Linked DNA regions of Mus musculus: all the other regions are linked to region 6. The links are chromatin loops, found by intact Hi-C in ENCODE. Cell type or tissue: left cerebral cortex. All regions are shown on one strand. Each heading gives the region's core, and the rest is flanking DNA. Links, peaks and the distances in the headings are about the cores only.

The links. Peaks named below come from ENCODE experiments on the same cell type or tissue, not always from the same donor. Only the 100,000 strongest peaks of a DNase experiment are listed, where the experiment ranks them.
Region 1: a loop joins it to region 6, with 2.3 times the contacts of the local background. A loop is called at or near these places in 3 of 42 quality-filtered maps.
Region 2: it touches region 6 in a loop (3-fold over the local background); 23 of 42 quality-filtered maps call a loop at or near these places.
Region 3: it touches region 6 in a loop (4-fold over the local background); 14 of 42 quality-filtered maps call a loop at or near these places.
Region 4: it touches region 6 in a loop (3.0-fold over the local background); 2 of 42 quality-filtered maps call a loop at or near these places.
Region 5: it touches region 6 in a loop (4-fold over the local background); 23 of 42 quality-filtered maps call a loop at or near these places.

Annotation. Positions count from the first base shown.
Region 1 is chr5:108,130,500-108,135,457 of GRCm38, reverse strand. It overlaps Tmed5 (transmembrane p24 trafficking protein 5), which reads left to right and starts at 2,838. Exons shown (of 4, transcript NM_028876.3): 1 at 2,838-3,222. The coding sequence starts at 3,034. Ccdc18 (coiled-coil domain containing 18) reads right to left here and starts at 2,544. Exons shown (of 29, transcript NM_028481.1): 1 at 2,460-2,544; 2 at 1-36. The coding sequence starts at 33. In left cerebral cortex, for the core only: a CTCF peak has its summit at 2,878; DNase peaks (open chromatin) are centred at 2,224, 2,800 and 3,432; H3K4me3 peaks cover 1,839 bases; H3K27ac peaks cover 622 bases.
Region 2 is chr5:108,432,450-108,437,407 of GRCm38, reverse strand. It overlaps Atp5k (ATP synthase, H+ transporting, mitochondrial F1F0 complex, subunit E), which reads left to right and starts at 3,009. Exons shown (of 4, transcript NM_007507.3): 1 at 3,009-3,082; 2 at 3,328-3,382; 3 at 3,579-3,677; 4 at 4,071-4,162. The coding sequence starts at 3,047. The coding sequence ends at 4,096. Gm34319 (a long non-coding RNA gene) reads right to left here and starts at 3,007. Exons shown (of 3, transcript XR_003955776.1): 1 at 2,885-3,007. In left cerebral cortex, for the core only: a CTCF peak has its summit at 2,933 (motif pointing right); DNase peaks (open chromatin) are centred at 2,962 and 3,427; H3K4me3 peaks cover 1,631 bases; H3K27ac peaks cover 1,022 bases.
Region 3 is chr5:108,724,028-108,728,985 of GRCm38, reverse strand. It overlaps a transcript of Rnf212 not described here. Among named protein-coding and RNA genes, the nearest start is that of Fgfrl1, 32 kb to the right of the region's middle. In left cerebral cortex, for the core only: a CTCF peak has its summit at 1,930 (motif pointing right); DNase peaks (open chromatin) are centred at 1,948 and 4,290.
Region 4 is chr5:110,105,901-110,110,858 of GRCm38, reverse strand. Gtpbp6 (GTP binding protein 6 (putative)) reads left to right here and starts at 2,662. Exons shown (of 10, transcript NM_145147.5): 1 at 2,662-3,003; 2 at 3,662-3,799; 3 at 3,919-3,989; 4 at 4,076-4,206; 5 at 4,523-4,593. The coding sequence starts at 2,688. Zfp605 (zinc finger protein 605) reads right to left here and starts at 767. Exons shown (of 5, transcript NM_001163996.1): 1 at 542-767. It overlaps Plcxd1 (phosphatidylinositol-specific phospholipase C, X domain containing 1), which reads right to left. Exons shown (of 8, transcript NM_207279.2): 8 at 4,906-4,958. In left cerebral cortex, for the core only: CTCF peaks have their summits at 1,326 and 2,412; DNase peaks (open chromatin) are centred at 2,597, 3,027, 3,810, 4,158 and 1 more place; H3K4me3 peaks cover 2,624 bases; H3K27ac peaks cover 2,423 bases.
Region 5 is chr5:108,425,591-108,429,590 of GRCm38, reverse strand. Pde6b (phosphodiesterase 6B, cGMP, rod receptor, beta polypeptide) reads right to left here. Exons shown (of 22, transcript NM_008806.2): 13 at 3,030-3,137; 14 at 2,684-2,793; 15 at 2,397-2,484; 16 at 1,897-1,997; 17 at 1,687-1,794; 18 at 1,348-1,411; 19 at 1,060-1,134; 20 at 402-485. It overlaps Gm34204 (a long non-coding RNA gene), which reads left to right and starts at 375. Exons shown (of 3, transcript XR_880561.2): 1 at 375-2,763. In left cerebral cortex, for the core only: a CTCF peak has its summit at 2,225 (motif pointing left); a DNase peak (open chromatin) is centred at 2,221.
Region 6 is chr5:108,667,073-108,672,030 of GRCm38, reverse strand. It overlaps Idua (iduronidase, alpha-L), which reads right to left. Exons shown (of 15, transcript NM_008325.4): 2 at 2,514-2,925; 3 at 1,772-1,912. The coding sequence starts at 2,668. Slc26a1 (solute carrier family 26 (sulfate transporter), member 1) reads left to right here. Exons shown (of 3, transcript NM_174870.4): 3 at 1-2,153. The coding sequence ends at 814. Among named protein-coding and RNA genes, the nearest start is that of Slc26a1, 5.8 kb to the left of the region's middle. In left cerebral cortex, for the core only: CTCF peaks have their summits at 1,053 (motif pointing left), 2,973 (motif pointing right) and 4,268 (motif pointing left); DNase peaks (open chromatin) are centred at 1,042, 2,175 and 2,844; H3K4me3 peaks cover 1,738 bases; H3K27ac peaks cover 2,214 bases.

The DNA of each region.
Region 1 (4,958 bases), core at 436-4,435, 540 kb after region 6:
TTTAGTACAGTAGTCTGATGAGATAAATTCCATTTCCTTAACAAAAAATAGAAAGAAACTTCTTGGAGTTAGCCTGAAGATTTTATGGTATAAATTAAAATAATCTCACAGCAATAAAATTGAAAAACCTGTGCTTGGCACCAAGACTGAGAACCGAGGGTGCTCCTCAGGACCAACAGATCAGGGTAGAGGAGAGGCTCCCACAGGTTGTCCATTGCCTTCCACAGTCATGACACTCATCACACACAGACACACACAAATGAATGGATGCAATTTTTTCGTAGAAGATGAATTTGCTCAAAGTCACACAATTTTAGAGGATCAATCTGAGATTTGAATCAAGGTATAGTTTTCTAATTAACTTCAATATGAGATGTTAAAACTTAACTTTAGAAGCCCTGGATATCTGATGTTACAACAATCTTCTGTCGGGCGTGGTGGCCCATGCCTTTAATCCCAGCACTCAGGAGGCAGAGGCAAGTGGATTTCTGAGTTCGAGGCCAGCCTGGTCTACAGAGTGAGTTCCAGGACAGCCAGGGGTATACAGAGAAACCCTGTCTCAAAAAAGAACAAAACAAAACAAAACAAAACAAAAATCTTCCATAAATTCTTAAAAGCTATTATTACCAGGTAAGTTATCTCCTCCCATTCACAGTGGTTGTAAAATTTAACAACACTCGCGAGTCATAATCACAGATCAAAATGACATGTAGAGAGTGGATATGGTTACCATTCCTTTAATCCTAGCACTTGGGAAGTAGAGGCAAGTGGGTCTCTGTGAGCGCAAAGCCAACCTGGCCTGTATAGTATGACATGGTCTCAAAAAAATACAAAACAAAACAAAAATGACAGTTAGCAGTTCAACTCATAGAACTACATGCAGTGAACTGTTTGCTGCACCAACCTGTGAGCATGAAACTAAGTTTCTTGGCCATAAAAGAAAGATCATGGGGCTGGTGAGATGGCTCAGCAGGTAAGAGCACCTGACTGCTCTTCCAAAGGTCCAGAGTTCAAATCACAGCAACCACATGGTGGCTCACAACCATCCGTAACGAGATCTGACTCCCTCTTCTGGAATGTCAGAAGACAGCTACAGTGTACTTACATATAATAAATAATAAATAAATCTTAAAAAAAAAAAAAAGAAAAAAAAAAGAAAGATCATGATGGGCTGGAGAGATGGCTCTGGGTTTAAAGGCATTGCTCTTTCAAAGGGTTGCCACTGATATTCTCAGCCCCCACATGGTAGCTTACAATGGTCTGTAACTCGAGTTTCAGAGGATCCCAAACACCCACAGACACAGAGTAAAATTAATATTCTTGAAATCACAGTAAAGGATGCTTTATTATTGTAATTACTAAAATAAAAACTAAAAAGTTTTAGAATTTCCACTCCTACTATAGAACTTTCTGCATAATCTTACAATTTCACTTCTCTCTCATATTCCATTTAATTTTTTTTTCACTGTAGCACCTCTTTCATTGCCTTTCTTAAAATTTGGGTTACAGATATTATTAATTCCCACCTATTATGTTCAAGAGTGTAATGCACTTAGGAAAACTCAATTATTTTGAACGGATAAATGAATAAACTGCCTTCTCCCTCCCTCACTCAGGTAAAAACGGTCCTGGTACATTAATTTCCCACGCAAAATTTCTCAGGAGTAGGGTGGATTGGAAAAAAAAACAAAAACAAAAAAACACCTCGCACCTTATTGGAAAAAGTTGAGGCCTAAAATTAAACGAGATATTTTGTAGATGTAAATGTTTCTACCCTTTTCTACCCTGTTTCTGGTTTTCTTTTTAACAAATTTGCTTCTGCATAAGCTGGAAGACTTCCCCAGTCAGTGGCTCAGGAATCCATGCTACTTCACATCTATGCAACATCTCTAGCTTCGTACAGAATAATGGAGGAGAGAAAAGAAGAAACTTGAGACTAGAAAATGCTGATCAGTACTGTAGGACACCATTTAAGTCAGGCTTTTACGTTCAGCAACTTGTGCATTTTCACGTAAGAATTTTCTAGCCGTTCAGAATTGGATACGTCTGGTATTTAAACATCCTCATTTTCCTACGTTTACCTGTAGTATGTGTACGTAGAAAGGCTTATCATCTTACCTATAGGGCGGCCCTGACAACCGTATCTTCAAGTCTAGTGAAAAATGAGTTCTCACACACGCACACTCATCGAGCGAAGGACAAGCACTTTACACTCTATAAAATCCTGTGACAGGACTTTCCGCTTGAGAAAGAGTACATGGTTTTATACAGTATTTTATTTCAAGAAAGAGGTCCTCCATCTGCCTGTAGGGAGTAGAGCAAAGTCTGGCAGCCTCCTTTCCGATTCTGCCTCAAATAAAAGAAAACGCCTCACAAGCAGGCCAGGCGCAGGTCGACTGTCCCAAGAGAAAACAAACCCCTCGGGAAAGCCCTTTTCCAGCCAGGAGGCGTTTGCTCACCACCCAGATCGCAGGCGGGGTTAGCGTCCCCAGACCACGGCGCACCGCGAGCCTCCTCTGCGCTCGGAAGCCTGGGACACTCTCGCAGCCCACGACATGGAAGCCTCTGACTCTCGATGAGGAGAACCAGCGAACCTCCGAGGCGCCGAGTTCGAACCGCCGCGGCAGCCGTTGGGACCCGCCTCCCGGGCCCCGACCCCGCCCACCACGCGGGGCTCTGCGAACGGGAGCGGGGCGCAGGGCATGCCGGGAAATGAGTCTGGAAGCGCGGATGAGCGGCGTGCCGTGGTCACCTCGGACTACATTTCCCGTCGTTACCCCCGCCAACGTTGATTGGCGTGTGTGAGGGAAGCCGAAACCGACAAGTCTGGTGTGAAGGAAGGATGCGAAACCCAGAAGGCAGCCGAAAGGGGACGCTGGCCCCGCCCTCGCCCGGCCCAGTGGAAGGCAGTGCTTCCACCTTCCAAGAGAGTGAGGCTCGCCGCTGCCTGAAGTTCCCTCAGATCGGGATTTCAAATCGGAGACACCAGTATCCCGCACCTCCCTACACGCGTCCAGGCAGAGATCGACAGGGATGGGCGGCAGGATGTGGCTGCCATTCCCCGTGCTGCTCCTGTCCGCTCTGCCCGCAGCGTTGCTGCGCGGGGCGGCCGGCTTCACACCCTCTTTGGACAGTGATTTTACCTTCACGCTGCCGGCCGGCCGGAAGGAGTGTTTCTACCAGCCCATGCCCCTGAAGGCATCGTTGGAGATCGAATACCAAGTAAGTGCGGAAGTGGGCTAGCCTTCCTTGGGCCGGGCCGCACCACATGGTCGCCTCTCACCTACTTGGAAAAGGTGGGACAGCGACCGAGGTGAATCCGAGGAGGGTCTCCTGGGAAACTGGCCTGCTTGGCGCAGGCGTACTTAAGCGGGGCTCCTGGGAGCCTGGAACTCACAAGTTTGGCCAGTCCTAAAATTGACACCTACCCTCTCTCTTCCCTTTCCTCTGGTCGGAAAGAGGCCAGCACTGGTGACGTCAATGGCGTTACTCTTTGTTTCTTAATTCCCCCAAGCCATTTCAAGCTAGTTTACATACCCTACAGTTCTGAGAAGTTCGCTGTAAGGGGTTGATACACGTTCTTCTTTATTATTGGACGAAGTGATAACACTTGTTTGACTCACTCTCACCACTTTCACCAAATCCCGATATTATAAAATCGGCACGATGTTTTGAATTGTGGCTGGGCAGTGGTGGCACACGCCTCTAACCCCAGCATTCCCGTGGCAGAGGCAAGTGGATCTCTGAACAGTCAAGGCTGCATAGTGAAACCCAGTCTTGGGAGTATTGAATTGTGTCCATGCGAAGATCTCTAAGTCAGATTTTGAAATGTGTTGAAATGGACTGTTGCTGTATTTAGTGGTACATTGTCATCCCGGGTGTACATCCATCACTTTGAAATCAAATAAGATAATAGTGTATGACCTTTCTTCCATTGAACTTTGTCAGCTTTCTTCCCGTGTCATTGTTTTCTTTTTAGTATCAGCAGAATACGCTTATTATTAAATCTTTTTTTAATTCTTATGTAAAACTTTTATATGTGGAGCCTTTGGGATTATTTATAGATGTTTACAGTAATTACAGGAAGTATCTAAAGTCATAATATACAAAAATCTCAGCACAACTAAGGTTACAGCTTAATATTTCTTGATTTCCACTTGTGAACAAAAGTTTAGCATTTACTGAACAATTAATGTATGCAAGGAATTGTTCCAGGAGGAGGAACAAACTGAGAAAAACCTGGTTCTCAGGAGTTTGGGGGTTCATAGGCAGGCTTTGTTTGGGCTTGATGGGTTTGGTAGGCTGTGGTTGGATGGATGGTTGGTTGCTCTGGTTTTTGTGACAAGGTTTCAACTATGTATCCAATGGCATTGAATTCAGTATTTAGCCCAGGCTAGCCTCCGATCTCACAGGAGTCCTTCTCTAAGTCGTGTCCTCCCCCCCCACCCAGGACTGGTATTACAGCATGAACCATCACATCCTACAGGCAATTTGAATAAAGCATGATTTTTGGTTTTCAGAGAATAGGATTGTTGGAGAAAATAAAAATAAATCTGAAAATGAGTTAAGAATGCAAGGAATGAGGCCAGTTTTAGAAAAGGGAAGAATTGACTAGACATTGTGATTGTAGGATGTATAGTTTAAGTGTTCCGAGGCATACTATAAGTACTGGGGTTTTATTAGCTTTGAAGACTGTCAGGTCTTAGGGTAGGAGTAGCAAAGGAAGAAAATAGACCACACATCGAGGCAACGCAGAAGGGACCATAAATGTGTTTTGTGATGAATACCTTTTCCCTTATTTTTTGCAAGGCCATGTAAGATTAAGCAGATAGGTAGGTAGACTGTGAAAGGCAGATTTAAAGGAAGTAAAACTAGGCACAGGGAAACCAGCTATGGGTTTAGTGAAAGAATCTAGGTAAGAAAAGAAATTTTATTCATCAGAACTTTCCTTGCAAGCA
Region 2 (4,958 bases), core at 475-4,474, 230 kb after region 6:
TAACCCTTCTCTCAGCCCAGGCACCAGAAAGTTTTACTCTGCCAAGGATGCTACATCTCCAGGGCATGTGCCACATTACTGGCCAAGGCTGGGCATCTCATTCATCCTAGGCAACTGGGCTCTGCTAGGGCAGTAGAAACCAGAGGTGCTGAGGATAGAGTGCTATCTTTTCAAAACCAGCAGATAAATGGTCCTGGCCCAAGAATGTATGCTTTGTCAGGTTTTGTTTTGTTTTTGAGACAGGGCTTTTCTGTGTATCCCCTGGCTCACCTGGAACTCACTTTGTAGACCAAGCTGGCCTCAAACTCAAGAGATTTGCCTGCCTCTTCCTCTCTAGTGCTAGGATTGTGCCACCATAGCCTGGTAAAGAATTTATGATTTGTTCTGTGTGTATAAAGTGTTCATGGCACTTTTTACTTCCTTATTAACTGGCAGACCTAGTGGCATTCTGATGCCACTTCTGGCCCTTCTGTAGCTGGGTCATGGGCAAGAACATTTCTGAGGCAGAAGAGCCTTAGAGAAGGTTAGACTGCCTGCAAGGGGGTCAGTCTTGACACGGCCCTCAGGTTTCCCATTACTCATCTGATAGGCAGAGTTCAGGGAAGCAATATGACTTGCATTCTGTCACTGATGCCAGACACGGGATTTCTGGGGTGAGAATAAGGGCAGGAGATATGGGAGTGAGCCTGCAGGCTGTGTGGGATGAAAATGTTCAGAGAATACAATGAAGTGAGCAGATGAGAGCCCCCACAGTCCCATAGTTTAGAGCATAAATAAGAGGAGCAGGAAGTAGGACCTCAGCAGCCACAGATGGGACAAGTGGGAATGGATTGTGCATCTGATAGCTGGGTAACTCCTACCCTGGTACATTTCTAAACTGTGACATCTTCCACATTACCAGAGGTGGGTGTTTGTCCAGGTGTGGGAATGATAGTTGAGAGTAAAGGGCCTCAGTTGGGCTCAGCCCAGCTACAGGGGTGGTAAGCTCTGAATTTGAGAGGGCAAGACCCAAGGGAGGATCTTGGCTGAGCCTGGGCACAGCACTAAAGATAGCAGCACACTGGGAATATTTAGATTCTGCACACAGCTGTCCCCAACAGGTGCAGAATCCTCCTACTGGTGTCCTGAGCTATGTGGAACCTTAACCACTTCCACTGCCTGACAAATGACCCCAAGCAACAGCAGATGTCAAGCCATCCGTGTGTATGCTTGTGCCAATGTGTGTATTGTAAGCCTCTTCTGCCTCTACGCCATGTAGCTTCTGTGTACCCACCCCTCAATCCATACTCCCCTTGGTACCCACCCCTCAATCCACACTCCCCTTGGTACCCACCCCTCAATCCACACTCCCCTTGGACCCCCAAAGACACTTGCAGTTCTGGAAGCTTGAGCTGCTAAGGAGTCAGGTTTATTTTAAGATTTAATGAGGGAAACCTGTTTGATCACATAAGTTATCTAACCAGTTGCTCAAGATCAGGGAAGGGAGGGGGCTCAATGTGTAGATGACCATGAGGGGTGAGGAAGTTTACTTGGTGCCTTGTAGGTTAGCATGCCTTTGCAGCTTCCTTGGGGAGCAGTGAGTTGGCAGGAGGGCAGGAATCTCACTGTGGCTCAGGTAGGGATGGGAGTGAGGAACGTCTCAAAGGCAAGGTAAGAGTATGTGGAGCACCTGTGGCACATGGCCTGGGTAATTCTCGTCTCAGTTTAGGAACATTTCTAGGATTCTAACAGAGAAGAACTAGGGCTTTGACTCCAGATCAAATGTAGGCAAAGTTCCAGAGCCTAGGGCAATGGTTCCTCTTCTGATGGCCCCGGAGAGCTGGGTACCTATTATGAGTCCTGCAGTTTTCATTGCTGCATTTTATCCACTTTATATTCATAATTATGTTCTCTTTATAAGTATGGACTATAAAGAGTCAGGAAAAGATACCCCATCCCTACAGACTGTGTACCTTTCCAAGCCCTGGTGCAATGCAAAACTGAGGAGGCTGGTTCAATCAACAGCCTTAGGAAGATTTCAAGTCACTATGGGGCATTGGGGTAAAGCCAGCCATTCAGTGGGTGGCTACAATCTATACTATGACAGATGTACACAAAGATGCTTGCCAATAGACACAGCTGATAATCACCTTGTCTCCATCTTGCCCCATCCCAGGCCAATGATGCTCAACTTTCCTAATGCTGTGACCCTTTAATACAGCTCCTTATGTGACCCTCCCCATACATAACATTATTTTCATTGCTACTTTATAACTGTAATCTTGCTACTGTTATGGGTCATAATGTAAATACTTTTGGAGATAAGTGTTTGCCAAAGGGATCACAAAGGGTTGGTCTAGACCGACATGGCTGCTAGAGAGGTACCCACTCTGGGGACATGGACTGCAGAAAGGTAAGTTTGGCAATCTGGGTGCTCCATGGTCAGTCTCTATGAGGCCTGAAAAGGAGGTCAATAGGACTCAGGATCTGTAGTCCTGAGAGTGTGGGCAGGGAGATGCAGGGGTTAGCCTCATTTGGATGAACATTACCTGTAAAGCCCAATGGAAATTAGGAGCTCTGGGCGAGAAAACACTGGTCGGAGGACATATGTGTCCAATGCCGGAAATTGCAGGAAAGCCCTGGAAGGTTGCTGACCTCTCAGGAAGGGCCAATACAAGTTCTGTAATCTCATGCCCAAACCCACCGCACCCAATGGGCCGCTGGAGTCGGCCAGGTGTGCTCGTCTGTTCCAAGAGATAAAGGGATTGTTTGCGTGCTCCAGTCCACAACAGGTGGGCGACAGATTCCAGGGCTGGTCAGTCATTACACGCCGGTGCTGAAGTAACGAGGCTCTGTGTCACCACCCTTTTGAAGCCAGCTTACACTAACAGCCTAGACTTCCTACCTGGAGAGTAGTAACCAGCCCCGTGGGAACGCTCGGCTATCCTCCAGTCGCTAGGGGGCAGCGCTTTCACTGCGGCGCATGCGCCTTTCTGGCTTCAGGAGGCGGCTTTCATTCTCTGTCTTCCGCCTCAGTTGAGCTTCCGGCGCGAAGGTCACGGACAAAATGGTGCCCCCGGTTCAGGTCTCTCCACTCATCAAGGTGAATCCTCATCCCCGTTGTTGCGCGGTGCTCAAAGCTCCTCTATGCCCCCTTTCCCCTCCCCTCCCGTGACTTAGCATTGCCCACCCTTGGGACTGCTGGCTGTGGTCTCGAGCAATCCCGGCCCTGCAACCCTTGCACACACACCCGCCCCGTACTCCCTCTCCCAGTACTCCTCGATGTCCGACCCCTGCGATCCCCTTGTTCCCTCGGTGTGCCTTCTACTATAATGTTTTCTTCTGCAGTTCGGCCGGTACTCCGCTCTGATCATCGGCATGGCATACGGCGCCAAGCGCTACAGTGAGTTTGGGGACCGGGAGAACGGGATTCCGGGTGAAAGGCTGTGTGACACTGCTCGAGCCTGCAGTTCCTTGGGAGGGAGATGATGCCAGGCCCTAGAGGGGGGCAGGTGGGAACAGCTATCTGGAGATTTTGGAGTCGGCTTTTTCACGAAGCAGCATTTTCAGAGAAGTTAATTGCTTCCACTCCCCCCCAGGTTACCTAAAACCCCGGGCAGAGGAGGAGAGGAGAATAGCAGCGGAGGAAAAGAAGAGACTAGATGAGTTGAAACGGATTGAGAGAGAACTGGCGGAAGGTATGGCTTTTAGCCTCTCCCAACACCCCCGAGTTTTCTGGAAGTAGCTGCTGCTTAGTGGACCAGGGGCTGCCTCTCATCCCATGACTGTTTTGTCCAGTGCTGTCCTCCGTGGAGCCCAGTGGAGTGTGAGAGGCATACTGCCCCTTCTCTTGGGTAGCATCTGCAAATTGCCTTTCGAGAGGTTACTGCTGAGCAGGCTCTCTGACCCCTCTGTGTTGACTTCCTGTGGATTCCAGTCAGATGGAGAAGGCAGTTGGGGATGCAAAGGATGGTTTTAGTAATGAAGTTAGGGTTCTCTTGGAATTAGATTCTTGATTGTTTAAAGCCCAAGTCCCCGTAAGGTGGCCCAAGTCTGTATAATGTTTGACATGGTCTCTTCTCACTTTTCAGCTCAAGATGACAGCATTCTCAAGTGAGGCGTCAGCGAGCTTGCTTTTCTCTAGTCGTTGAGAACGAATAAAGCTTCATTGTGTGATGCTGTGGCTTCCTCTCTCTTTACTGTTTGCTTCTAGGTACCGGCTCTGTGGTTGCATCCTGGCTTTTCCTTGGGTAGGGAGGGTCGGGGGTGGGGTGCAGTGGGTGGAGTTTCAAAGGAATTAATGATCATTACCAGACACACAGACAAAGCGAGAAGTGCTGGGGCATGTGAAGGTGCAGTGGTAAGGCCAAATTAGGGCTCCAGGGATGCCGGGGTAATCCCTGGAGTGGCCTAGCCTCCTGGAAGCAGCTTGCTCTGCTCTGATCTGCACTCTTCTGCTTATGTCAGCAGCTCGGGCCCAGTACAGGAGGATGGGTGTTGATGCCTTCACAATAACGTGGGTCTTGTGCCCCCAACTGATAATTCTTCTCTAGTTCTTAGAAAGTGACCTAAAGCTGAACTATTCAAGGAGGCCTGGACGACTAGGCCCTTGTGTCCAGCTGGGGTGCTAGTTAGTTCTTGTCAACTTGACACAAACTAGACACCCGGGAAGAGGGAGCCTCTGTTGAGGACTTGTCTATCAGATTGGCTTGTGGACATGTCTGTGGAGCATTTTCTTAATTGATGGTTAATTTGTGGAAGTGCCCAGCCCAGTGGGCAGATGGTCCTATAAGAAAGCAGTGTTCTTCCGTGATTCCTGGCTCTTGCTTCTGCTCGACTGACGGAGACTTTGTAAACCAAATAGAGCAAACCCTCCAGGTTGCTCTTGGTTACGGTTATCACAACAACCAAAAGCAAACTAGAAGTGTTACTGCTACCTCTCTGTTCTGGGCTTTGGATAAGTTTTCTAGGTCTGTAGC
Region 3 (4,958 bases), core at 427-4,426, 57 kb before region 6:
GACAGATCTCTGCAGAGCTGTGTTCTGCCCTGAAGTCAAGTTGCAGATGAGACCTGTTGCTCTGTTGGAGAGTGGGCCCTTCCTATGGGAGGCATTTGGCACTCATAGGTAAGTGGCATGTGCCTCAATCCTAGTCCTTGCATCTCTCAGAGTTCAACACCACAGGAACTAAGAAGGGGGTTGTGGTGCTCACTCTACTTCTTTACTTTCTATTTGCCTGTAGTTTGTCAGAGAACTTGTCTGGTTCTGTAGAAGACATTAACAGCAGAAAGAAGTAACTTTCCACTCTGCAGCTAGGCTAAGGTGCAGGCAGGCTGCCCACTGGACTACTCCAGTGGTATGTGACCTCTGTGGATGCTGTTGCTAGAATTGCATCTTCCCAGTCCTCAGGAAATGATGCTTGGGCTGCTGAGCAGGGATAAGCCTCATTTCTGCTGTCCCAGGAAGTGTATATGACCCAGGCATGGTTGTCCCCCAGGAATGTACTTGATCCCAGAAATATGTGATGAGTGTTCAGAAATCTTGTAGTAACATACCTGTTCTAAGTTGTTTTCATTCACAATTTGATTGTAAAAATACTGTAATAAAATCTTTGTGAACTTCATGCAATATATTTTGATCATACCACATACTCTTCTCCTTTAAAAATATTTACATTCGTTTACTTCATTTATATGAGTATCTGTATGAGTATCTGTACGTGTAAAGAATAGGACTCTGACAAGTCTAGAAGAGGGCATCGGGTCCCTTAGAGGTGGAGTTATACACATTTATGAACAGCCTAACATGGATGCTGGCATCTGAGCTCTGCCCCTCATGATTGAGCTAAAAGCATTCTTTTTCTAGTTATTTGGTATAGTTGAGGGGCGGGGTATTGGTTTGTTTGATTGGTTGCTTAGTTGGTTTTTTATTTTATTTTTGTTTTTGTTTTTGTTTTTGTTTTTAGACGGAGTCTCTCCCATAGCCCTGGCTATCCTGAAACTCACTATGTATACCAGGCTGGCCTGGAACTCACAGAGATATGCCTGCCTCTTCTTTCCTAGTGCTAGGATTAAAGGCATGGGCCACACTATACCCAGCTAGTAAGCACTCTTATCACTGAGCCATTTCTGTGCCTCCCAGAAATTTATAAAATGTTATAAAGCCAATATTTATGACACAAATGTTCTCTGTCATATAATAAATACCTGATGACTAAATGCTAAGATGTTGGATAAAAGTGAAATGTAAATAACCTTCTGTGTTTATGATACCTCAGTGTGAACCTTGAACCAACCATAGCCCACAGGGCAGGTGGACATGTGCAAAGGGCACAGCAGATGGAGCTGCACACTCATGGCCGTAGTGCTGCTCAGTGTTGAAAGCCATGCCAAGGAATTCAGCAGATGCAGCCATACCACCATCTCACCCCACTCCACTCTTCCCTCAACAGATGCAGCCAGACCACCATCTCACCCCACTCCACTCTTCCCTCAGAGGAGCTCTTGGTCACAAGGTCTGATTATTCAGATGCAATTTTAAAATTTTAAAACTCTTCCATTGCTTTGGATTACACACATAAATTTTGATACCATGGTTTTTAGCATTTGACACTATTTTTATTTCGTCACAATTGAGCTTTTGGGAGCCATTTAATTCCAGGGCACATTTGGTGGAGTTTAGATGTTTACCCTTGTCGGTGCTTTCATCAGCTCTTATCATTAACACCAGTTGTTCTTTTCCTGTAACCTTCACTTAAGTAAACATGTAGGTAGTTGCCCAAATTCTACTACTTACACAGGTTGTGGCACTCCAGGATGGGGCTCCTGGGTGTCACTAGTCAATACTAAAAGCCCACATTCATCTCCCAATGGCAGCGTAGAGATGTGGGTTATTCAGATGCAAGGTGTTTGGAAGTCAGAGGCCAGTGGTGGTGGGTGAAGTGAGCACTAGAGGGCGCTGGGCCACACAAGCTGGAGCTGCCCTGAGTCCCTGTTGGATTCATTTCACAGAAAAACAAGTGGTCTATTCAGTGTAGAACTGGGAAAGGTTCAGGCAACTGAAAAAACTCACACAGGGGAAAATGATGAGGTCAGATGCAAAGGCTCCCCAGTTACTCGCCAGTGTTAGTAACCGGCAAACCCAAGTGAACCAAGTTTATTAATGACACCAGGGGCACACACTGGGAACAAGTGTGTTCCTAAAAGCTAGGGGCTATCTGAGGAGTGTTCTACGTGCAAGAGCAGGACAGTGAGCCTTAAAGACTATAACTCAACATTCAGGGATGGAGCAGAGTCCCCACAGCCTTAGATACTCTACACTGGATTCTTATTTAATAGGTAATCAGCCTTATAATAGCATTGTATCTCATATCTCCTTAACTATAGCACACTCAGTAGGTTCAGTGAATATTTTACCCTTACCCACTATAACTGTCTGTCTTCTTTTCTTCATTGTCCTCCTTCTGCTTGAGTTCATACTCCACATCACCCTCCTTGTTGTTTGTTATTTGAAACAGGATCTTGCTGTGTAACCCAGGATGTGTGTACCACCATGGCTGTTTATATAGCTTTAATTCAAAGATATCACCTTAATAGCTTGTCTTCCATAACCATATGGAGCAGCATTGCACATATGAGAACAAGTTACCAAGCATGCAGGGGGCACAGCTGAACCCCCACAGGTCACAAGCAATAGTCCTATTAAGAATCTGCCCCAGGTGCTGGAGAGATGGAGCCTCAGTTAAAAGCACTTGCTGCTGTTGCAGAGCCCCCAGGTTTGGTCCCCAGCACCCATATGCTAGATCACAACAGTCTGTAACTCCAGTACCAAGAGATCCTACCTCTTCTTCTGGCCTCTGCTGGAACTCCATGTGTGTGGTACAGACATACATAAAATACCTATACACATAAAATAAAAATAAGTGGACCTTTTTTATAATCTGTTCCAATCAAGCTTAATAGCACATGCCTTAATCCCAATACTCAGGTGTCTGAGGCAGGGCAATTTGGAGGTCTAGGCTACATAGTAAGATCCTATCACACAGAAGGAGAGGGAGCAGCAGAGCACACAAGCAGGCCCAGAAGATAGGAAGTATTTCATAGGTATATAGCGAACAAGAGAGTGATCAGGGCTTACACAGTGTCCTTTTAACATAGGACAGGCTAGGATGACCCAGCTACAGACTCAGTAGAGATATGGGTCTCTGTCACCTCTGCACAATGGGAACAAAGCCAACAATAAGTGGCCAAAGAAGTTCTGAGTATGGAGGAGGAGCAGCAATCCATGTAAGAGCCACTGGCTAGGCTGGCTGGCTATGATGGATAACATCCCTAAATGTGGGCAGGAACCCAAGGGGAACCTGAGCACCCAGCTGAGAATGGCTCAGGAGGGCAAGAGTAGCTGCAGAGCTGTGGGCTGAGCACATGATTCTAAGGAAGGTTCAGAGGGAAGGCTGACAGGCAGTGACATGACGCCAGTCTGCTGGCCTCTCTAAATATCAAGGGAGACCATCTTGTTGAGAGCTGTGGCCAGACTTGGTGAAGAAAAGCCCTGCTACAAAAGAGTCCTCCACACCTACACTAAGGAGTCAGCTGAGGGGCCAAGCCCAGCGGGTAGGTGACCGATCACATCTCTGTCCCCTTCCCATACCAGCAGCTTTCTCTAGGTACTCTTGTAGGAGACCTTGTGTAGACATGCCTCCACATGAACATGCAGGCAGCACTCAGGACTGTTTTGCCATCTAAGTCTGCTTAGAATACACATGCTTGGTTTTGAAGTCAGATCTACCTACTAAAAACTTCTAAGACCTCTAACCTCTACTTTAGTTTTCATTGGTTCCCTCTCCCTCTCTGGGCCTAACTGGTTCTCTGTGGTTTGTTTCTCCATCTTTGCCAGTTGTCTGTTCCCATCCCGTCTGTCTCCATAGAAGGCTCTTGAAAGGATGCAGCACTTGCACACATTGACTACAACCAGCATCCAAGTATGTCCCTTGCAAACAGCACATACTGTGCCTCTTTCACATTTCCCTGAGTAGTACATAATTCTGAACTTCCGTGATGCTTTAATTCCACTGCCCTATCCCACTTTCTTCCCCAAACATATCTCAAAGGCATCCTAGAGATGACACTCTCTCTGGACATAAACCTCCCAGCTCCCATATCAGAATTCCTGTTCTCCAATGGTACCAGCACTGTCCCTTCTCATGTGCCCTTGCAGAGTTGACCAGATCCTGAGTCCAATCTCAACCTCCCCCTTTCTTGGCTTTCCATCTCTAAGAGTCAAAATTGCCTGCCATCTGGCAGAGAGTGTATTTTTAGCTGTAAATATTCTGGGGATAAACTGTAAAGTTGGGTATTGCCTTACAGTGTGCTTTCAAAAATGAGTGGTACATCTGAGCACTGTTTCCTAGTAGCACACAGAATCTACTACTAATGGCATGCTTCTGGAGAGACCAGAGTGCTTATCCTTAGCTAAACTTGTGCCTTTTCCTGACCATAGCACTCAGGCAGTTCCTGTTGTAGGTCTATCATTGAGAAAATCATAAGTCCAGACTATGAAGAATAACAGTGTAGGGACCCATATATCTTCCCACCCACAAGCTAAGAACTTTATTAAAAGAATAATCCAGAAGCCCCAAAAGAGACAGGAAGACCCAGGACTCAAGCTCAGAAAGTAGATGAACATAAGGCTCTAGCCAAATAACCCAAAGCCCTCTGCTCCAGCCACCTCTGCTGACCTGTCACCACAAGACACTCCCCCTTGAGTCTGAGTCATTCTTAGTTGGCTCTCCAAGCAGTAGTGTTTCTCCTGGTCAGGCCCAGAGGAACCCTGGGCCTCTAGCCAGCCTCCTAGGACATCACCGTGATAGCTAGACAGCCTGAAGTGTCAAACCTGTTCCTCACGAACACTTAAAAAGCTGTGGCCTCTCTGAACAGGACAGAAGTTCTTTCAAACCCAAGCAATTGTAAATACAAAGG
Region 4 (4,958 bases), core at 542-4,541, 1.4 Mb before region 6:
TAAAAATGGAGAGGGCCACTTTCAGGTTTGCCATTGCTAACAAAGTACAGTCAGATCTAAGCACTATTGTACTTAGACGATAAGTCTTGACAGTGAGCCTCTCCTAGAATCCAAAAGGTGAAAGATTTAATCATTTCTGCTGTTTCTCAGGAAGACAGGGTCCTTATGGCACCCGAATGACTGATGATTACTGTCTTCACCAACAAAAAGAGCACACATACATGCCGTCCGGGACTCACTGGTTTACAAACATACAAAGCAACCCCTTCCCGCCCCACAAGACTTGTCTGGGGAATCCCACTAGTTCTTCATTTACCTGGCATTGACACCTGTTCTCACAGGCCAGAATGTTCTGTGTTCGGATGTTCCATCATCTAATCCGCGTGCCTTATTGTCCCTGACAGGGTGCAGCATCAGTAATGGCACCGTCACCTTCTCCCACCCTCCTCCTGCACTCCCTCCTTCAGCCACCTCTTCTTGCCCCAACCTCCTACCAGGCTGTTGGACACAATCCCTCAAGAGTGCTCAGGGCCCGCCTCACCTTAATCCTTACCAAAACCGGGACCGCCATTCTGCGCATGCGCAATTCCCCTCTCCAATGGCTCCGCACCTGCTCCAGGCAGAGCCTAAACGCTCTTTGAGTTTGCCAAAGACCAGATTGGATACAGACTTAGCTCTCTACAGGATCACGTCATCTGTCACTAGCTTCACTAGGGCTTACTGCAGACCTAACAGCTGCAGAGTCGGTGTGGCCCAGTAGAGGAAGTGTCGATGTAGAACTACATTTCCCAGAGATCCACTGGGGCAAATGTGCCTGGGACTGAAGGATGGGCTTCACTTCCGGACCCACCCCTCCACCCCCCACCCCCAGCCTTCATGTTCCCTTAAGACGATGTCATCAGCAAGGGCCCTTACCGTTGTATTGTCTCACTGGCCTGAAGTATTTTACTACTACTACTACTTCTTCTTCTTCGGCCCTTACCGTTGTATTGTCTCACTGGCCTGAAGCATTTTACTACTACTACTACTACTACTACTACTACTTCTTCTTCTTCTTCTTCTTCTTCTTCTTCTTCTTCTTCTTCTTCTTCTTCTTCTCCTTCTCCTTCTCCTTCTCCTTCTCCTTCTCCTTCTCCTCCTCCTTCTTCTTCTTCTTCTTCTTCTTCTTCCTCTTCTTCTTCTTTTAAAGATGCATTTATTTTATGTATGTGAGTACACTTGTCGCTGTCTTTAGACACACCAGAAGAGGGCATCAGATCACATTACAAATGGTTGTGAGCCACCATGTGGTTGCTGGGATTTGAACTCAGGACCTCTGGAAGAGCAGACAGTGCTCTTAACCACTGAGTCATCTCTCCAGTCCTATTTTATTTCTTAAAACTCTTTTTTATTTTAAAATGTATTTGTTTATTTCATGTATATTAGTGTTGTGCCTTATATGCTTGTGCACTGTGTGCATGCTTACAGAGGCCAGGAGGGTGTTGATCCTCCTAAGACTGTTGTGAGCTCTTATGTGGGTGGTGGGAATTAAACTTGTGTCCTCTGGAAACGCACCCCTGAGCCATCTTTCTGTCACCCAAAGCAGATAATTTAAAGGAAGAATTCATTAACTTTTAAATATCTCTTGATGTTCTTGGCTTCTATACCCAAATTAGACATTTCAGCACTACTGTCTGCATCCAGGAAGATACTCATGAAGAGCCAAATATGTGAGTGCTAGGAACTGAACCCCAGTCCTCTGGAGAAGCAACCAGTGCTGTGACATCTTGAACTATTTTAATCATGACTATGTTCAGTGGAGCAGCCAGTCTCTTTACTAGTCTGAGAGACATCTCCAGCTTGGGTTTTGTTTTGTTTTGTTTGTTTGTTTTGTATCCCCTAGTTCCCTGCTTCAGGCAAGTAAGCTAAATGGATTGTCAGCAGCACACATCCCAAGGCTTGATTTGTTCCTACTTTATATGAATATGTCCCCACAACTCCACTCCAGAAAATATATAAATGACTTGAAAAAAAGATACACAGGAGAGAGAGAGAGAGAGAGAGAGAGAGAGAGAGAGAGCGCGCAGCTATCCCAGGTCACAGATATATTCCATTTAGTTCCTTCTAGTTCTTGGTACTGAACATCCTCTAGCCTACCATCTGTGACTCCATCTTCCTCTGTGTTGAGGAGAGTTTCCTGTGGCCCAAGTAAGTTTCAACAGAAACATGAATATTTGTAATTTCTTATAACTAAGCATAAAAGCTAACACATTTTATAACTTATTTGAATTCTATTTTAACATTCAGTGCTAGATTATTTCAATAGCCTATGTCCTTTATACCTAACTTTATTGTCTTCATAAAAGTTGTCATAGGCCAAACCCTGAGTTCTATTGAGTCCTGTGTTGTTCCTTTTGAAATTGCTGTGCCTACACTAACTCTATTCAGATCTTCCACCACTAGGCTTATTTTTATTTGTTTTGTTTTAGAGGCATTGTCCTTTCGGCCCCGCCCCTCGCCGCATGCGCCTTGCTGTCCTTTCTCCCTGACCCCGCCCCTATCCAAGTTTTTCGCTGCGGGTAAGCGATCTGCTCTCGATCCTCCCAGAGCCACCCTTCGCGGCACGCACATGCGCCCTGTTGTTCTTCCCGTCCCTCCCTGCTCTCCCTCCCCCGCCCCCGCAGTCTCTCGCTGCGCGCGCACGCGCCATGCTTTTTCTGCGCGCCGCCGTGCTCCCGGGGTTCTGGCTCCCGCGTGTGCGCCGCGTACAACTCGTTCGGAGCCCCGCGGTGACCCTGCCAAGTCCCGTCCGCACTGTCCACGCCGGGAGCCGGGTCTGGGGGAGCGCGTGGGCGGGGGGCGGTCCCGTCCGTGGTGGGGGCGAGGAGGACCCCCGTGAGGACGAAGAGGAAGAGGAGGATGAGCTGCTCCGCGCCCCACCCCTCCTGCCCTTGGATACACAGCGCGTTTGCGTCCTGCATCCTGACGTCAAACGCCCGGCCGGAAAAAAGCCTCGAAGCACAGGTATCGGGTAGGGCGAGAGTGGGGATTGAGCAGGGAAGCCGGAAGGGGCGAGGACCTGAAGGCCGAAACTTACTAGTGCTATACAGGAAGGCCACGGGGAATTGGGGCGGCGGTGACGCCTAGTTCTGGAAGGGGCGGAGTCACGAGAAAGGAAGGAGAAGCCGAGGGAGGAGCACTGGGGGCAGGGTACTATGATGGACATCGGGCGTACGGTAGAGAGTGTGGATAGTCTGGGATGTGCTGGGTTCGTGGCTGCTCTCCTGGTGGAGTCGGAGTCTGGCGAGCTTGCGTGCTGGGGGCGTGATCTGGCTGAGCATGTGATGGTACCTGGGCCTGCCCGATGGGTGAGGCTGCGCGTGCTCCGGGTGGGACCTTGGGGCGGGACTATCCTAAATTTGTAGGCGGAGTCTGGGGGGGGGGAACATTGGGCGCTGGGGGCGAGTCCTAGAGGTTCTGCCTTTCCCTGGTAGAGCTTTGGATCATGGCCTGGCGAGCTTCTTAGGGTTGTGATGTGAGCTGCAGGGTGGGGACATGGTGTGGGCGGGGGATGCGGACTCTGCGCGGGCGCGGTTTCATCCCAGAGCTAACCCTGTCCACCGCCGTGGTCCGAGGTCTTCCCGCTCGGCCCTTGACTGGATGGACCCTTGTGTCCTCACAGCGGAGTGGCAGGTGGCAGAGGCGGCCGCCCTGGTGCGCGCACTTCCAGGATGGTCGGTCGCGAGTACCCTGGTGGTGCCCAGCGCAGCGCCTGGCAGCAGGCTGGTGTTCGGCAAGGGCAACTTTCAGGACGTGACAGGTGAGCGGTACCTCACCTTTGGCCGCTGGGCATGCGCCTCACCTGCGCTGGTGTAGGATGGGTCAGACTGCCTCCCGTCCTCCTCCTAACCCCATGACGGGCCACTCCCTGTGCTCCAGAAAAGATCAAGGGATGCCAGGACATCACGTCCGTGTTCCTGAACGTGGAGAGGATGGCGCCACCGACCAAGGTTCCCTTGTGTCCCCCCTGATCCTCACATGACCCATGACACCATGTGACCCCTGACTGATCCCTGCGTGGCCCCCATCTCCTCAGAAGGAGCTGGAGTCCGCTTGGGGTTTGCGTGTGTTCGACAGATTCACCCTAGTTCTGCATATCTTCCGTTGTAACGCACGCACGAGGGAGGCCCGGATGCAGCTGGCGCTGGCAGAGATCCCGCTCCTCAGGTTCGCGGGTGATGTTCCCCGCATGTCCTCCCCTCGTGTTTTTACCACCTGCCCTCTCAGGGAGTCTGTGGGTGATGCAGCATGTAGTGCTCCCCACATGTTCTCTTCACATGTCCTTGGGTACTCTCCGTATGTCCTCCCTACATGTCCTCCTTGCGTATCCTCTCGCGTGACTGTAGATGCTGCAACAGGTGGCAGGTGGTGCTCTCCGCAGTTCCTCCCCGCATGTCCTCTGCACATATCCTTGGACGCTGTGACAGGGGTGCTCCCTGTGTCCTCCCCTCCCCTCATGCGCTACCTACCTGCCTCCCTCCAGGTCCTCTGTGAATACCGACTCTGGGCAGCAAGACCAGCAAGGCTGGGGCTCCCGGTACATCATGGGGTCAGGTAAGGGCCAGAGGTGTGTAGAGGGGATATTGGGGAGAAGGGGGACATGGAGGGGAACACAGGCCTGTGATGCGGGGCTGTGACTGGGGTCTAATGTAATGACTGAGCCCTGGGATCACAGCAGGAGGGACTGCAAGGTATGGAGAGTTCACATGACCCCTGACCTTTACATGGCCCCCTTGTGCTCACTTCATGACCTCTCCTGATCCCGGAGTTCATTGTGTACCCGTCGCAGCCACACAAACTGGGTTCCTGAGTGGGAGGTTGGAGCTGTAAGGGAGGAAACGAAAGAAGAAACGAGACCAAGACAAATTTCTGATCATGGCCCAATGTTTACTAAGAGTCTGTGCTTATAAAGGGGGAAA
Region 5 (4,000 bases), core at 1-4,000, 240 kb after region 6:
CTGGAAAACAAAAAAACAAAAAACAAAAAAAAACAAAAAACAAAAAACAACAAAAAACTAGGTATCACCTTCACAGATACCTAGTAGACAAGTTGTAGCCATTTTCCTGAAGATGGTGTGCCCATTGTGGTTAAAGAGGCCCTCTGAGGCAGAGATATTTAAGGTGAGACCTCAAGGTGAGTAAGGACATTTTAGGAAATACACTTAGTGCTTCTGAGGGAACAGTCATAAGTTTTGGGACAATTAGCAGGGCAGGTTGAGGTGGGTGTTGTGGTTTCCCCCATCAAATAAGGGTGAAGATCACACAAATGTCCCTGTGTGATCCCTGCTGGATTCAGTCCATTCCCAACCCACTCTGAGCCAGTCCACCCCAGCCAACATGGAATACCTCTGCTGCGCACCTTGTATACGAAAGTACATACGAAGTCAATGAAACCAACTTGCAGCTTAGGGAGCTCAGCTGCTTTGTTCCGGTCCATCATGGGCTTGTAAAGAAAACACAGGCAGATGACATGGGTGCTGTCTCTCCCTATGAGACTTTGTTTGCTGCAAAGACCTATTTCTTGCTTAGTCTATGCCTTGCCTAAAGCCTGCTCCAAACAGTTCTTCACACTAGCCAGAGCTGGCTTAGAAGATAAGTGGTCAGAACAACCCTTTGTAGTTCCCAGTTCCCATGTATGTAGATGCCATCTGTGGTGTTAGTGGTGGGCCCTAACCCTAGCTGTAACTACCTCATTGTCTATCTTGCCATGGACTACCACCACTACTCCCTGCCTTTCCCTAGGCTTGCCCTTCTCTGACTTGACCTCCCTGGACTGGCCTGTCTAATGGATGTACTCTGCAGCCACATAGACCCTAGGTGCTCCTGCTGAGCTACAACCCCAATCTAACAATTTTTTGTGATTTCTATTCTGCAAGATGCAAAATTACCCATAGTCATGCCAAAGGGCCACACAAATCAAGGCTAAGACTCCGGGACCTTAAATTCCTGGGGTCTGGAGCGCTACCAAGCATTCTAATACATATGCCAAGATAGAATATTCTGGAAGCAACACTCACAATGGGCTGTTGATCCAAGACAGTCCTCTCCAAGTCCCCCTGTTCCCAGAACTCAGCAGCCACCAGAAGAGCAACCTAAGCACACACAAAAGTTATAGTGGGGCTCCATGTTCAGGAGCAGTAGGCCCTCCCCTCAAGGTCCTACAGGCAGTGTTCATATGGCGCCTCTCACTGCCGTACCCAGGGATGACTTCAAAAACCAACACCATTTCCCTGTAGCTCCCTAGGTACAGACCCAGGATGGCCTGCGAAGGGCTATTCTGGGTCCAGATGGTCATCAGTCCTGACCTTGCTCTGGACTTCCCAGGGTTTGGTGATAGCAGACAGGTCACATGCAGTCATCATCATGGCCCTGTGGACAGACAGACAGCAGACTACCTGTCCTTCTGAGCAGAGAGTAAACATTTTCTCAGCAGCTCTCTGGGACAGTCCTAGGAAAGGTGCTGGTCCCAAGTCACCACCTTGTAGGTGAAGAAGGAAAGCTGAGCTTGAAGCAAGTGGTGGTCAGGGGTGCTAAGGAAGATTCTGGATTCAGTGGTGAGGCCTATGAACCCTTGTGCCGTCTCCGGTCCCTGGGATTAGGGAGGTCTGCAGGGCTAATTGGCCAGCAGTGGACCTGCTACTTACATGACTATCTCCTTTCGTGTGGTCTCTAAGGATAAGTACTCAACCCAACTCTTCTTATCTTCATAGTTCTTAGACTCATCCACAATCTTCTGGAACATTGTTCTCTTCCTGACCCCAAGAAGGAGGGGAGGAGTAGGTGACAGACTGGCCATGGTTATCTATGTCTACTGAGGGCTCTGCCCACACCTCCTGCCTCTGATGCATTCTTACTTGAAGTAGAGGGCCAGGTCGGTGGCAATGATGGCAATGTCCATGAGGTGGATCACATGTTCATGCTGCCGCCGGTTCAGGTTCTGATAGATGTTCAGGCTCTGTGGGGACCATAAGTTGGTGTTGGGTTGTGGCAGAGGTTGTCTGTGGTACTCTTGTTTTTGACTCTCAGGGCCTACTCTGTCTAATCCCCTCACTCGAACCTTGCCTTCACTTATGTGAAGATCAGTCTTATGGCCATCCCTGCCTTCCCTTGGTGTCTACCCTCTGTCAGTGTCCTGGGTCAGATACCTTTGCCCATTTCCATGATCTGTTGTACCCTCTAGTGGCCATTCCTAGCTACTGCCTCCATGACTGCAATTCTGCCCCATGTGGGAACATCTCTAGATGTGAGCCTGTCCTTTAGCACCTCACACTGATAAATCCATGCTGCCCAGGACCTCCTGCTTGTCTACCACAGCCCAGAGGAGAAACAACTCATAACCAAATCAGGAACAAACCTCCTCTGCCAACAGAAACTTCCCAAATTCCAGGTGGTGCCTTTCCAGAATTGAGGAGCCATGTAACTTGGCTAGAGGATTCTGCGATCTGTTGTTTATTTTATTTAACAGGGGAACACAACAAAAGCAATGTTAGAAGGCAGTAGGATGAGGTCTGACCCATGTGGCACTGCATCTTCAAGGTGGTCCATCTCAGTACTGATTGCCAGACTGCAAAGACTCACCCTAAGGACGCGTGATTTATGGTTTACCATGCCCACCACAAGCCTGCCCTCCCCACAGCCTACTTCATCTGGTACAGGTTGTTGGTGCCACGGTGGTCGATGTCGTGGCACAAGCCAGCTGTAACCATGGCGAAGGCCTCTAGGTCAGTGTAATAGCTCTTCAGTTTGCCTGTCTGTGGGAATAGATCCAGTCCTGAGTCCTGTCACTGGCCCAGCTCTCTGGCTCCAGAAGGCAGTGGTTAAAGGGGATGTGGGGTGTCCCAAACCCATCCCTTTGCCCACCCAGGTCCCTTCCACTCATTGCTAGGACTGGATACACACAATTGGCATCCTTGGGCCAGAAGATAGTTAGCTGTGGTCCTTGCCCCAGCCCTCTGATTCATCTAGCCCATCCAATTTACATACGTACCATGAGTAGGGTAAACATGGTCTGGGCTACATTGAAGCCGTGGCGCCAGTTGTGGTAGGTGATTCTTCGATAGGCTTTGCTGACAGAGAATAGAAAGCGCACCAAGACCTGGGGAGCAGAGTACATGTGGGTTCTGAGATCCACATATGAGCCTACACAGCACCATATCAGAGCCTATCCAAGCCTCTCATACTGCTTGCATTAGAGTCTGTTATACCTATTTCTCCACTTCTATCTTGTTGGTCTCAGAGCCCTTGTTCCTTGTTCTCACTGGCCCCTTCCTGTTTGGGAAGGGCTCTCACACCAGAACAAAGAACAGCCCTTGGGAATTTGATGCCTCTCTCTTCCCAAGGTTCAGACTCACAATGGAAAGAGGACCCCTGGCATGTGAGATCTTTTGAGAAAGCAAAAACCAAAACCAACTAAATAACCAACCCAACAACAACAACAACAACAAAAAAACCCATTGGTTTAAGGCCTGAGTGTTTGATTCACATGTGGCCTGTGAGCAGAAAGGTGGGAAGCCTCAACATTTTCTTCAACAAGAGGATGCAGGCTAAGAGAACCCTTTACCCCTTCCATTATGATATTTAGGATCAAATAATTATTTGGAAATATTTTTTATCCCAATGGCTTTCTTTCTGTCTGTTTCCCTTAGCATTTAGTAAAATTTCTTTCAGAAATATCAGCCTGTTGCTTCTGTTTTCTGAGGAGCATGAGAGATTATTCATTCTTCATTTGTGTTGTGGGAGCACAGGTAAGGAGGTGGACTCAGGACAGAGTGAGAAACCCATGGTAAGAGCAGGATGGTGGGGCTCTGAGCCCTTCCCTTCCTCCAAATATTGATCCCTGAGAGGCAAAGCTAGAAGATACTATGTGATTTCTGTCCTGGTGAGCAGTTGCTACAGTTCCCCACCAACGATCTTATTTCCCTGTGATGTCCTAATAGAAATGTCATTTGGACACCTAGT
Region 6 (4,958 bases), core at 527-4,526:
GCTGGCTCCACTGTTTCATGATCTGCAGCGATGTGTGCTAGCTTGTATCATTGTTGTCAGCCTGCGGGGGGCGCTGCGCAAGGTGAAGGATCTCCCACAACTTTGGCGGCTAAGCCCTGCCGATGCACTGGTCTGGGTGGCTACTGCAGCTACCTGTGTGCTAGTCAGCACCGAGGCTGGACTATTAGCTGGAGTGTTCTTCTCCCTGCTTAGCCTGGCAGGCCGTACACAGCGTCCACGGGCTGCCCTTCTTGCCCGAATTGGAGACTCCACCTTCTATGAGGATGCTGCTGAATTTGAGGGCCTCCTGCCCCCACCTGAGGTGCGAGTGTTCCGTTTCACAGGTCCACTTTACTACGCCAACAAGGACTTCTTCCTTCGGTCTCTCTACAGACTCACAGGGTTGGATGCAGGGCACTCAGCCACCAGGAAGGATCAGGGCCCGGAGGTAGGTGTCAGTAACAGGAGTCTTGTCGATGGCAAGGATCTGGGTTCAGTGAGCAGTGGGGCTGGGCTGGTGGTACCCCTGGCATTTGGTTTCCACACAGTGGTCATTGACTGTGCACCACTGCTGTTCCTGGATGTGGCTGGCATGGCCACATTGAAAGACCTCCGCAGAGACTACAGGGCCTTGGACATCACCCTGCTTCTGGCTTGCTGCAGTCCCTCGGTGAGAGACACGTTGAGAAAAGGGGGCTTCCTTGGGGAAGAACAGGGAGCTGAAAATGAGCTGCTATTCCCCAGTGTGCACAGTGCTGTGGAGGCTGCATGTGCCCGCCGTGAGGAGCTGCTGGCTGCTGACTCTGCCCTCTAGCAGGGCCCTCAAGAGCCCACACCTGTGTTCACAAGCCAGTGCTCTGTAGGAGTGGTGTGAATGATAAAGTCATTAGAGATATACCCTTGGACCACCTTTGCCCTGGAGAAGCCAGGGAACTCCAACTAAGGAAAGGAAAGTGCAGCACCCTTAATACATTCAAGGATTCCAAACCAAGGGTTCAGTGATCTAGACTCTCTACCTCTGAGTCCACTGCTGCCCCCTGGTGCCTGTTCAACCAGGGTAGCTGTACCCACACACATGATCCCTCAGCCCACACAGTGCCCAGTTTGATATACTATGTTGTCATCTTATCTGAAACAGAATCCTGCAAATTATATGACCTCCAAGATGCCAAAAGGACACTTTCCCATTCCCTGTACCACCAGGTACCAGATATGAGCTGGATATATGGCCAAGCCTCAAGGGTCTGAATTTCTGAAAGGCCTCCTCATGCCAGGTGCTCATCTTGACTGGACCCTTGCAAAGGCAGCCACCTGCTCCAGAGCCACAGTCCAGTGTCACTTTCTAAGGCAATGTGACTTATATAACCTCAACCTGACCTTGGGGCACAATGTCTCTATACAGCTTATACTGGTAACCACAATGTGGTATATGTATGGTACAAAGCCAGACACAGTAGACCCTAACCCCATTCAGTACTTCTAAAAAAAAACAAAAAACAAAACATCAGGAGGAAACCACCTGTGCTCCATCCAGGGTCTGCCTTTGGCATAGCCAAGCAGACATTCTCCTCTTCTGCCCAACAGGATGCTCTAACAGGAAGCACAGCCCCAGCCCTATGCCCTACCATGACCCCCCCCACCCCCGCGACCCCCACAGCCCAGCACTGTGTCCCACAGCTGGCCCCGACAAGGTCAGATCCACCACCTCAGCATCTCTGTAAAACAAGCTCTGACCAGCAACTCCCAGGGTACCCACTTCCGCATCACCCACCTGGCTGTGATGAGATCCAGCAGCCAGTGTATCCGGACCTGCTCAATGCCACTGTGAGGTACGGCACCTATGTAGGCAAGGTTCAGTTGCTGGTCCCAACTAAGGTCGTACTGGTCAGCCTGGTCGTGAGGCAGTGGGGGGCTAGGGACAGGACAAAGAAGTGAAGTGTTTGTCCTAAACAGGGGCCTGCAGCATACCCGATTTTGTACATGTATTACCTAACTGCCTAGACCCTTGTGGATGAATTATGTGTCTCCAGAGTGTACGATAAAATAGCCCATTCACCAGAATGTTCTACAGTCTTGCTTGGGGGCAGGGTGAGGGGAGCTCCCACAGGACACAGAACCGTATTCTAAATAGAGCATCTGCCTGCCATAAAAAATGGATTTGAGTATTTCTAGAAAAACTTGGGGCACACTCATAAACCGGGACAGGTCTTGATACTTTGGGAGACTCCTAGGCTCTGCCAAAGCACCAATCATGAACCTATAGCCTGAGTACTGCGCTCCTGATTCCTGGGGGCCACTTAGGGAGAGGCTCTGGCATTTGAGGGACCCACTAAGCTAGAAAACCCACGCCACAATCCAGAAACTGACTAGCTTGAGAAGGTGGGCCCTAAAGGGGTTTGCTCTTCGCTTCTGAGTGTCCAGGAGTGATGGGCAGAGAGCCCAAAGCTGTAATGGGGGGAACCCAGAGGATAGAGCAAGGGGCGCTCCTGGACTTGATAAGTGGTGGGCCTCACCAGAAGCCGGTGCTCCTCCAGAAGGGCAACAGAGGCCTCAGCGGGCGGGCTGCGTCCACACGCACCAGGTACGGTGACTCAGCCAGCGCCAAGGGCGCGGCCAAGAACGCAGCAAAAAACGTCAGCATAGCTGAGGAGGGACGCGGGGGTCGCATGGTTGGGATATCCAGGTGCCCCTAAACAGCAAGCTTTTTAGGCGGCGGTCGCAGTGTTCCGCCTCTGCGTAACGCCCCACGTGACCTCTCGCCAGGCCGGGACAAAAAGGAACCCAGTCACGCGCCGCCCCGTGCTGGCGAGTTCCGCTGCGTCCCAGGCGCTCCAAAAATGGAACCAACATTAGCAGTGCTTGGGTGTCTCAGAGCGGCCATTATTCTTGCGGCTGTCTCGGTCTCGCTGGAGGCCTGTAGGTGCTCTGAAAAACAAATCAGGCACTACTGAGTGTCGTGGGGTGAAAGTGGAGAAATGTATCAGAAGATGGCGCTGTGGGACTGCTCCAAGGATTAGATTTGGGGGAGAAAGTCAAGGTGCTTTGGCAGAGCTTTTCCGAAATGGGACTGCTCTCATTCTGGACGGATGAGACGTTCCGAAATCCAAGTGACTCCTTGTAGTGGGCAACCAAAATATCAGTCCTGAACATCTGTGAAAGGCAGGGTCAGTAGTGCAAATCTTTAAGATTTGAATTGTGCACACACAATGAGCAGGATATTAGCAACGATGGAACAGAATTAGCTGTCACTTTTGGTAGCACAAGCCTTTAACCTCTGCAGTTCCAAACAATCGAGTTTCACAACCCATGAAAAGCACCTTTCTCATGCAAATCTCTCCTGACACCAAGGAAGAAACCCTTCTCTAGTGTTCATAGTTCCTGAGGTCCTCAGGAAAGCTGGTAAAAGGAAGGTTTTTAGGTGGAGAAATGAAAACTATGCCACAACCTCGTGCAAGGATCAGAAAGTCAGGAGCCCATGTGATGCTTCTGTAGTGACTGAAATACAAAGTTTGGTGTCCATAGACAGCAACTAGATACTACCTGGTTGGGTGCTCTGTTCTGTATGAAGACTAATGTAGGCAGAGTCTCAATATGTTGTCCTCATTCACTTGGGACTTGCTGTATAGACCAGTCTAGCCTGAAACTCACAGACATCTTCCTGTCTCTGCCTCCTGAGCGCTGAAACTAAAGGCATGGGCTACCATGTCTAGTCCCATTGTCATTATTATTATTATTATTATTATTATTATTATGGATTTTTAGACAAGGTTTATCTGTGTAACTCTGGCTGTCCTAGAACTCAATCTGTAGACCAGGCTGACTTCACACTCAGAGCTCTCGCCACTGCTAGGTGCTGGAATTAAAGGCATGTGCCACCATACCTAGCTGCCTATATTCTATTTTATGTGTATTTGTGAATGCCTGAATGTATATATGTGTATCATGTGCCTGCCTGGTGCTCATGAAGACTAGAAGAGGGTATCAGATCCCCTGGAACTAGAGTTACAAGCGGTTGTGAGCCACTGTCTATGACCTGAATCTGGGTCTTTGTAACAACAGCAGGTTCTCTTAACCATTGAGACATTTTCAAGTTCTTGAAAATCTTCAAAAGTAAAATCATAAAAATGTTAAAGAAGGGCTGATGAGATGGCTCGGCGGTTAAGGGCACTGACTGCTCTTCCAGAGGTCCTGAGTTCAAATCCCAGCAACCACATGGTGGCTCACAACCATCAGTAATGAGATCTGACGCCCTCTTCTGGTGTGTCTGAAGACAGCTACAGTGTACTTAGAACAATAAATAAATCTTTTTTAAAAAATGTTAAAGAAAATGTAAAAACTATAATTTATATTGGAATGTTTTATGGTATGTAAATCATAAAGATGGCAGAACCTTAATGGATTAGATTAGCTACAAATTAGACTTATCTGAAGACAGAAATAAGGAACTGGAAGATAGATTTGGGGGACAATCCACAGTGACAGAAAAAAAAAAATAACAGAAACCACAGGACAGACATGAGACAAGGTCTAACAGTATAATTGAATTTGCAGCTGAAAATAAGAAGGGGAGTAGAGCAGAAATAGCATTTGAAGGGGCCACCGTGATAACCTTCTGAAAGTAAATTTTAAAAATTTGAGGCCAAGAACGTGGCTGAGTTAGTCAAGTGACCTGAATTTGAACCCTAGTGGAAAGGCTGGACGTGGTAGCAACACTAGTAACCCCAGCCCTGGGGAGAGGGAAACACGAGGCTCTCTGGGGACTTGCTGGCTAGCTAGTCTAGCAGAATCTCAGAGCTCTGGGTTTACTAAAAGAAAGACCTTGTCTCAAAAAGCAGGTGGATCTTGCGAGGGAGCAGACATGAACACCTGCTGCCAAGCCTAGTGACGTGAGTTCAATCTCTGGAATCTACATGGTAGAAGGAGAGAACTGACTCTTTCCTGTAAGTTGTCCTCTGACC